Linked DNA regions of Mus musculus: region 1 is linked to region 2. The links are chromatin loops, found by intact Hi-C in ENCODE. Cell type or tissue: heart. All regions are shown on one strand. Links, peaks and the distances in the headings refer to the core of each region. The heading gives the core; the rest is flanking DNA. Region 1 has its middle 37 kb from the start of Gm40110. Region 2 holds the start of Ngf (nerve growth factor).

Region 1 (4,393 bases), core at 299-4,298, 130 kb after region 2:
GAAACTAGGATGCTCTACAGCGACTTGTCCAAACTTGAGTATAGGCCCAGCTCTATCTGGACTATGAGAGGATTTACTGTTACATAAAAGCTAGCCACTGCACCGGTCTCCTTGCCTCTCCCTGACTGCAGCTGCGCACCTTCCTTAGAAACCTTTCTTCTCTACACTTATTCTCTTTTTCTTACTATTCTCTTGCTCTCCCTCCCTCCCTCCCTTCTTCCCACCTCTCTCTCTCTCTCTCTCTCTCTCTCTCTCGCTCTTTCTCCCTCCCTCCCTCCCTTCCTCTCTATCAGTCAGTCAGTCAGTCAGTCTGTCTGTCTGTCTGTCTGCCTCTGTCTCCCCCCCCATTCTCTCGCTCTCTTTTCATCTCCCCATCTTCTCTATTGTCTTCCATTCTTATAGTTTCCTATCCCTGGCCATATCCAGTCTGCTTCTTTCTTTATGCTCTGGAATCTTCCAGATGCCTCTGTTTTTGTTTTTTGTTTTTTTTTCTCTTATATCCACAATAAAAACTTTACCCGTATCATGGACTGGTCATGTCAGCAGTTTCTATACTGAACCCCCTCACATACAGGTTCCATGGGATGGGGACAGAATTAAGTTGCTATAACGAGAGATAGGTTGTGAAGCCACTCTCCAGGACACTGCAAGTCACCTACAGTGCTGAGTAGTCATGTGAGCACATGGCATATGGCACACGGTATGACACGATGACGTCATTGTTATAGCAACTCAATTCTGTCCCCATCCCATGGTGTATGGCCTTCTTGCTGGTTACTTTCTCCCTGGCTAATTTCATTCATGCCTGTGGCTTTAGTTAACAATGTCCAAAGAAGATACACATCTTCACCCAGGTCTATAGTGCACCTCCTACTTGATAATCATCTATGGAATGCTGACTAATGGCTCGGTTTCTGCATCCAGGAACCTGGTATGGTTCCACCCTCTTCACTTAGTCACTTGGATTAGATTTATCACGTCCAATCCTGCCTTTTAATCCATGATAACAAATTGGGGTAGGGCAGAAACACAACTGTGTTATGTGTGCTGGTTATAAAAGAGAAGGGCTCAGCTTCGGGATGTTGGTGGGTGCAGAGAGAACCTCAGTGGAACAGAAGGTTTCACTGGGGCCTCCTGCTGTATTCTGAGGCTCCAGTCTCTTCAGTCTCCCTTCAGAAATCCACACTTTCAGAAGTGAGCTTGTATAGAGAAGGGGTAGCAGGGGGGTGCAGGGGTTTCTAACTCCTAATAGTCTAAGCCTTCACATCTGCAGTATCATCCAGCCTTCACATCCAGTATCAGGGCTATGCTCCTTTTCAGAGAAGTAAATTGACTTTCCCAATGTCTCACAGCCAAGAAATACATTGTATTTGTCAGCTCAGAAGCTATGACTTTTGCTTCTTGCCCTAAGAAGCTCATACTGATTATTGGAGGGGGGATGGGTGCTCAGTTACCCCCACTAGGAAAGCATCACGGCAGAGTAGGTAAGCACAGGTTTCCATGGTTGAATTGGTTGGGTTTGAGTTTTGCACAACAAGCAGAAGCTAGCCCGAGAAGCATAGACAAGTTGCTTAACTTCTCTAGGTCTCAGTTTACCATTACTACAACATAGATAGAAACACAGCCCACTTCCTATGGTTAGTGAAACAATGTGTGCAAACTATGGCATCATTTGGGAACTTCTAAGAACCCGGCTCCTGTGGGTGATCCAGAAAGGGCCATCACCAGTGTATGAGCAGGAAGAGAACCTGTTTTGAAACAGTCTAAGAAGGTTCAGTAGAGGTTTAGTGGAAAGACCTGCAGCTGAGAACAGGGCCTCTCTGTGCCCAGAAAGTCCATCCCAAAGTGAGTTTGAACTTGACCCTGGAATTGCATTTTAACTTAGAGATGGGTTCCTTGGGTTTGAATGTATGGACATTGGTTGGTATATAACTGCTAGTGCTTAATATGTTGTGAATTCCCTAGGTTTCTTTTCATCCCTCTACCTAAGGTGATGAGAAAATATCTAGGAAAGATGTCCAGGGTCCAAGATGGGGCCCAACATACGTTTTTCCAAGAATACAGAACACTGAGCCACTCTGAAGATATGGGCCCTCTTTCTGTCCAGTCCAAGCCAGAGTGGTGAGTGACCCCAGGTGTCCTGAAACCCCCACAGACTGCTGTGGGCATCTACTGCCACCTACAGGCTCCATATGGCACTGCCTCTCCTGTCCTACACTGTGTTTATCTGCTCAGAGGAAACACCCATTGTGCATTTCTGGTCTGTCTACTGACTGCTTGAGATCATTAAAGACAGTGATAGAGGCTGGTGAAGCATTCCAGTGTGTAAAGACACCTGCCACTAAGGCTGACCACCTGGGTTTGATTCCTGGGCTCACCGGGTGGAAAGCAAGAACCAAATGCCGCTAATTGTCTTCTGACCTCCACAGGTAAACAGTGGCCAGCTCCATTCACATGTTATACATACAAGCACATGAAATAAATAAATAAATAAATAAATAAATAAATAAATAAATAAATAAATAAGAAAGAAGTCATTTTTAAATACCTATGGCTTTTATATATTCATAATGGAGTAGATGTCCAATACATGGCTGCGGAATGAATGAATGAACGAATGAATGAATGAATGGAAAACTGCCTCAGAGTGGTGGGTCCCGAGGAGCTCTGACCTTCCCTTCAAGTGTTTCTATCTGCTGGGAGGAATGATCATACTGGGAGGCAGCGACCACTAGTGTCTCTCAGCTCCACCCTGAACATCAACACAATGGGCTCCTGGTGGACCACAGGGAAGAAGTCAACATTTCCCACAGTCCAAATTGCTGCTGCCACTATGATGGAGATGGGCCAGGATTAGCATTCTGTCTTCTTTCCATATGAAGGCACTTCTTAAGGGACATCCATCCTGACTTTCTGCCTGCCCTTGCTAGGGGAGGAACCATAGACATAAAGAGCGGCAGGAGAGGGAGCATGAGAGAGGCAGGGAAGGGTCCCTGAGCCACTGCTGTGGAGTGGACAGCACTCACCCTTCTCCACTCTGTCTTACCATCCTCCAATGCCCGAGCCATCAGTGTGGCTCCCCAGAACTCAAGACATACAGCCTGGGAGAGTTCTACAAGCCTTCTCGCTGTCTGAGACCACCCACAGGACGTCTGTGGCTCTGACACCTTCTTGTGTACAGAGGCTGCAAGGCACTGACAGACACCAGCTCCCTGAGGCTGTGCAGAGAGGGTCTTGGAACAAGACAACCGTGAAGAAGCTGAACTGCAGAACATTGGAAGCAGGTAACACTGTCGGGTCCCAGCCTCAAACTACCCCAGAAATATTAGGTCACAAGCAAAGGCATTTCTGGATTTCCCCTTATCCTTTACCAGCACTGCATACAATGCTGGGACCTGTGGAGCGAGATGCCTTTCACACTTGACAGAGCTCTCTCGTCACGGTCACCCCAAAATATGAACTGAGCATGCTCACTCTCCTGCATCAGCTCATATGTGGGAGGCAGAACCTATATGTTCATCAGTGTGTAGTGTATATTTTAGGTGAGGTGAGATGAGGTGGGGAGAGTGGTGGCGAGGGGCTAATCACTCCTCTTGGTAGCACTGAGGAATGCTGGGCAAAGCCCTCCGTGGGGCAAGTCATAACGCAGATTTCATGTTAGGCCAGTGATTCTCCAAGTTGGCTGCACATGCCACCAACAGAACTTTTAAAATCCTAGGCCACATCCCACCTGTTAAACCAGAACCTCTAGGAGTGTCACCATGGCAGTAATGTTTTCAAAACTCCCCAGGGGACTCCAGTGTGTAGCCATTTTTGCAAGTCACTATGCTTGTCCCTCCATACGCACTGGCTCGGCGTGTTCCCATTACCCCATGCTCCTACACTCATGATCTCCATATCCAGTAGGCTTAGGAAAGTCTGGTAACCTGACTGGGGTTGGACGCAAAGCAGTCTGTAGGCTCTTGAAGTTTCTATGGTGCCTGAGATAATGTTTTCCTGGTGTCCAGCACAGTGCATGTGGGTAAACCAGGTGAGATCAAAATGACATTGTTGGGCAACGTGGGGAAGGTTGTCTGAGACAGCAAATGGGAATAGGCCAAGTGAAGAGGAAAGGATCTTAATCAAGGCAGTGGCATAACATTCCTGCTGGGAGCCTTACTGTAGTGATGCCCTCTGTCCCTCCACAGTCAGACCATCCAATCATACATGGACCCTTCTGGACCCTGGACACAAGCTTCATTCACAAGTTCTGCATTGGTTCATTGTGTTGGCTTCACCCTGATCCTCTGAGGTCTGCTGCCTAGACAAGTCCTGCCCTGCCCAAGGCCAGAACTAGAGCAATCTGAGAGACTCTTTTCCCTGCATAACCTAGTACTGTCACTCGGGCACCTAA
Region 2 (4,393 bases), core at 93-4,092:
CAGCACAGAATTCTCCCTGGAGGAGAATGGAGTGTGGTGCCTCATCCTTTCCTCCCACTGCCCTCAGGAGGCGGGGGCTGTAAGGTGGGTGAGAGGAGAATGTGAGAGCCCGTTCTTTGCTAAAGATTAAAAGGAAAGAACTGAGAGCCACCAGCATGAGGATGACTGTCCTGAACAAACTCAGCTCTGCAAACTTTTTGATATGCAGGTGGCTATCCAGGCATGACAGTGAGTTTGGCTGACTATTAAACCTTCTGAGTCACTGTGATAGTCTGTCAAATCATGTGTCCCACACCACAGAGACCCTGACCTCTGACACCTGGGACCCTTAACATTTTCTTGGGATGAGGGAAAGTGCAGAGATGTGTCATTAACCCCATCCTCTTTCAAGGACCCAGCACAAGGGACAGTCAAGTCTTCTGCATGTCATTACCAGCCATGCTGGCCTCATCCCCCAGACCACATTCTCCTCCAGCTGCGTGTCCCCTGTGAACCTCTGGGAATACCATCTATGATGAGTTAGTAATTCAGGTTGCCAGGCTGACACATGGCTTACTCAGCAGACGAAAACCGAATGTGGCCCGTGACTCTGGAGAGAGGGGAAGTTTCATTTGGTAGAGAACTGTTACACTGGCCAAGCAGGGTGGTAAGGGCGACTGCACTGCCCTCTGAACTGCTGGGAGAGGGGCAGGCAGCCCTTTTCATCAGTTATAACTGAGTTTCAGGAGTTCGAGACCCTGAGGAGACGTTATGGATGGGACCTCTGTGGCTAGTTCTGAGTTTGCAAAGTTCAGCTGGCCATGCCTATGGGGAGAGTAGACTGGTACTGCCAGAGAGGACTCTGGGAGGATGGGGGCAATACATCAAATGGCTTTTCTCCAGGGTTTCCATTGGCCTCCCATGATAGATGGGGGCAGAGGCACCCAGGAGAGCAGTATTTTTGGTCTGCAGCTGGGAACGTGCACTGAGTTTTCCTTAATACCCACAGCACCCAAAAGACTTCGTAGTAATACACTTTAACGCACGAAAGACCCATAAATTATCCTTCAAACTGCACAATTTCCAGTCTGGAACAACTTGGAAAAACCAGCCTAACAAGCAGGCTCTTCTTGACTCTCTGAAGTAAACCTGATGAGAAAGGTCAAGCCAAAAATCACCTTCCTTATGAATCTCAGAAAGTTTTAGGAAAGCAAGAGCATTGTAATCAAACGGTGCTAAAGACGCCTTATGTTTACATTGGATTCAAGTTTCAACACCCTGACCCCAGAATCCTCTCTCCCTCCCCTGCAGCTTCTCTGCCTGAACCCAAGAGCGACCGCTGCCCTTCCCAATCCCGGGTGCCAGCCTCTGCCACACCTGGCAGCAGACAGCTGAATGTACTGGGTGACCCAAGCAGTAAGGCTATGCCTTGGGATGCCCAGCAGGCCCCACCGAGGACCCTGGTGCTCGGCACTTGGAACCCAAGCTTCCAGAATCAACCCTTGGTACCCACAATATTACACTCTGAACCCTGCTACAAACACCGAGTCTAGATCACCCTGGCTGACAGTCCTCTTACCTAGGAGCAGAGAGGCGCTCTTGGGTCTGTGAGCACTGCCCAGTCGGCGTGCTGTGCACTCGCCCTCTACCGCGCGCGGGCTACTGTTCCGCCACCCCAGCGCGCTCGCAGCGCGCGCATCCCTCACTCCAGGCTCTCTTGAGCGCTGTCCCCTTCTAGCCTGAGAGCTCAGGCTGGGCAATGCAGCTTCTGCAGGCGCCAGTGTTGACTTTGGTACTTCTGGTCATCCAGGAACAGGGAATTTCACGACCAGGGAGACCCTCACTCCCTTCGCTTCCCTTGCGTGCCCACGATCTCGTGTTCCTACATCTACTCGGGACAGTTCTTTCAAGGGTGCGCTTCAGCCCACAAAGATCTAGCTAGACAGGGATCCAAGCACACCGTCCCAGGGAGCCCGGCAACCCCAGTCCGCCGCACCGCGTTGCACCCGTATCGGGGCTCGGCTCAGAGAAGCCTGACTCACCGATGCGCTCCCCTCCGGCTCCAGGCGCTCTCTGCCGTGCTGGAGCACAGAGCTTCTTTAACAGGCTTCCTGACTGTATTTAGCCCCTCCTCCAGGCTCGTCACACCCTCTCCAAATCCTGCCCCCCACTCACCCGACCCCTCCCTCTCTGGCCAACTCCAATCCCAGCCCGCACCTGCTGTGACTAGACCCAGGGGTCCGGGTTGTAAGGGTCCTGGGGACAAGGGATGGATAGCTCCCGAGTTGATGGGACATAGCCAGGAAAAGCCAGTCAGGGAAGAATTCAAAACCCCTGGTTTAGATGAAAATGCATGGTGGGGGGAGGTCACAGATGCAGAGAGAGATTTTCTAGGGCACCAGGCAAGGTAGCTGGCTCCAAACACCAATGGGCAGACAGGCTGAGCAGGGCTGAGTTGATTGGCTGAGTTGGAGTCCCTTTACCTCTTCCCCTGGCTCACTGCCTTGCTAGCCTCCTGGGGTGACTTAGTCTTCTTTGGTGGCCAGGATATCAGGTGTTGCTATCTCTGCAAATCTGAGAGCTGAAGGAACACTGAGAACACCCACAACACCGGAAACTCCTGGATTGGCCAGTGCCAGGGGTTGCTCTGAAACCAGGCAGAAGCAGAATTAACTAGAATGTCAAGACAGAGGTATATCTGCCTGAGGTCAAAGGAAGAGGACCTTAGGTGTTCAGATTACCCCAACTCCCACTCCCACTGCCAGCCTTAGCACTGGCATTGCAGGGGCCTCCCAGGAGAGCTGGTCCCTTGGAAACTGTAGATGGAACTGTGTCTGTATGTGCTCCCTGCGTGTTTCTAGATCTGGGGTCCTAGGGCTTCTGTCGGTTTTTAGGAGTCAGTAAACACAGACCCAGGAGAAAGCCAGGCCTTCTGCACCACCCCAGGGCTCACCTCAATTCTCTCTCACCTCTTTTGTCTACTTACTTATGGTGGGGGGTCCTCAGTTGGCCCTCCAGAATGTCTTGGATCTGATAGATTCAGGAGCTGATGGGGTCTTCCCCGTTTGACCTCCCCTTCCTCTATGGTGTTTACACCTCAGCTTCAAGGGAGAAATATGCCCTAAGTCAGCTTTTTCACCAAATGTGCACTAACAATTGTAATAAAATTCTATGGATTTTGGAAATGAACACACACACACACACACTTGTGTGAAATGACTTACTTCCTTCGGAAAGACATGTTCTATGCCCCACCCCCACCTTCATGAATGCCACAGGAAGGAATGGATGCAGGAAAGTGAGTGACAGAGGGAAGGTAAGGTACGAAGGTGACACCTTAGTCTAGGCAAGAATCATGCTCCATGAAGTTGGGATGGAGTGAGGCCCAGGTGGTCCTTTTTCCCCATTGAAGGTCACGTGGGAAGGAGAGGACCTATTGATGTATTTCCAGTCCTCTGAATTTCAACTTCCCTTTGACTTTGACTTTGTCCCCACACCTACCATCATGCCATTTCAGGTACTCTGGGGAGGATGAAGGAAGAAGAGAGTGAACTTTTTTTTTCCTTGTTAATGCTCTGTGAGGTCCAGGCTGGTGGATGAACACACATTAGGAGTAAAGGTGAGAGACCAGGCAACACCAGAATAGCAGAAAACAGAGCTGACATCATGGCCATGATGCTCTGTGAGGAAACTTATCACTGTTAATGAAAAACTAACAATTACCAGATAATAGGATACATTTCTCCATTAATCATTTCACATATAACACTGTATTTTTTTTAAAGCACAAGCTCAAATAATAACTACCTGTGCATTCAGGGGTGGAACTACAAATGACACAAGCTGAGCTTTTGTTTGTGTCCTTGTGGTGTCACCTTGAAGGACAGAAGGATTTCAATCACTTGTGTTTTTTCCAAAAGAAGAAATTTTAAAAAGCAAAGTGAGTAAGATCTAAGCCCAGCTGTCCTGCCCCCAAATTGTTGTTCATATTTACACGTCTTGATAAAAGTTCATTGCTAGCTCTAACTAGATCTGTTTCTGTCCCTGAATTTGAAGGATCTTAACCAAGTATGAATATATAAACAGCAATCATCATTTACCGAGTTTACTCTGCTGTGTACTGGGAGATGGCTGCCACCTGCTGCCACAATTGTTCCCATGATGGCTTGATTATTAGGTCCTACCACACTATTGGTCTCCCCAGGACCTGGCACAGGGACCTGATATGGTGATAGCCACTTGTGGGTGTCAAATAATCCATCCATCCTGGGTTGATTTTCATAACAGCTCAGCCTGGTTTCCAATGACCATAGTCCAGTGCCTACTCTTTTTGCCTTTTCCCCTTTCAAGGACTCCCACAGAAGTGTCCTCCTGGGTCACTGAGCAAAGGACCTCAAGGCCTGGCTCAGTTGCA

Evidence for each region. Hi-C counts contacts between places; a loop is a spot of excess contacts. Peaks named below come from ENCODE experiments on the same cell type or tissue, not always from the same donor. Only the 100,000 strongest peaks of a DNase experiment are listed, where the experiment ranks them.
Region 1: it touches region 2 in a loop (5-fold over the local background); 10 of 42 quality-filtered maps call a loop at or near these places.

Annotation. Positions count from the first base shown.
Region 1 is chr3:102,333,159-102,337,551 of GRCm38, reverse strand. No RefSeq gene overlaps it. Among named protein-coding and RNA genes, the nearest start is that of Gm40110, 37 kb to the left of the region's middle. In heart, for the core only: a CTCF peak has its summit at 2,182 (motif pointing left); a DNase peak (open chromatin) is centred at 2,191; H3K27me3 peaks cover 945 bases.
Region 2 is chr3:102,467,589-102,471,981 of GRCm38, reverse strand. Ngf (nerve growth factor) reads right to left here and starts at 2,063. Exons shown (of 3, transcript NM_001112698.2): 1 at 2,022-2,063. In heart, for the core only: no CTCF peak of the experiment used is centred there; DNase peaks (open chromatin) are centred at 1,611 and 2,171; H3K4me3 peaks cover 1,279 bases; H3K27ac peaks cover 354 bases; H3K27me3 peaks cover 3,935 bases.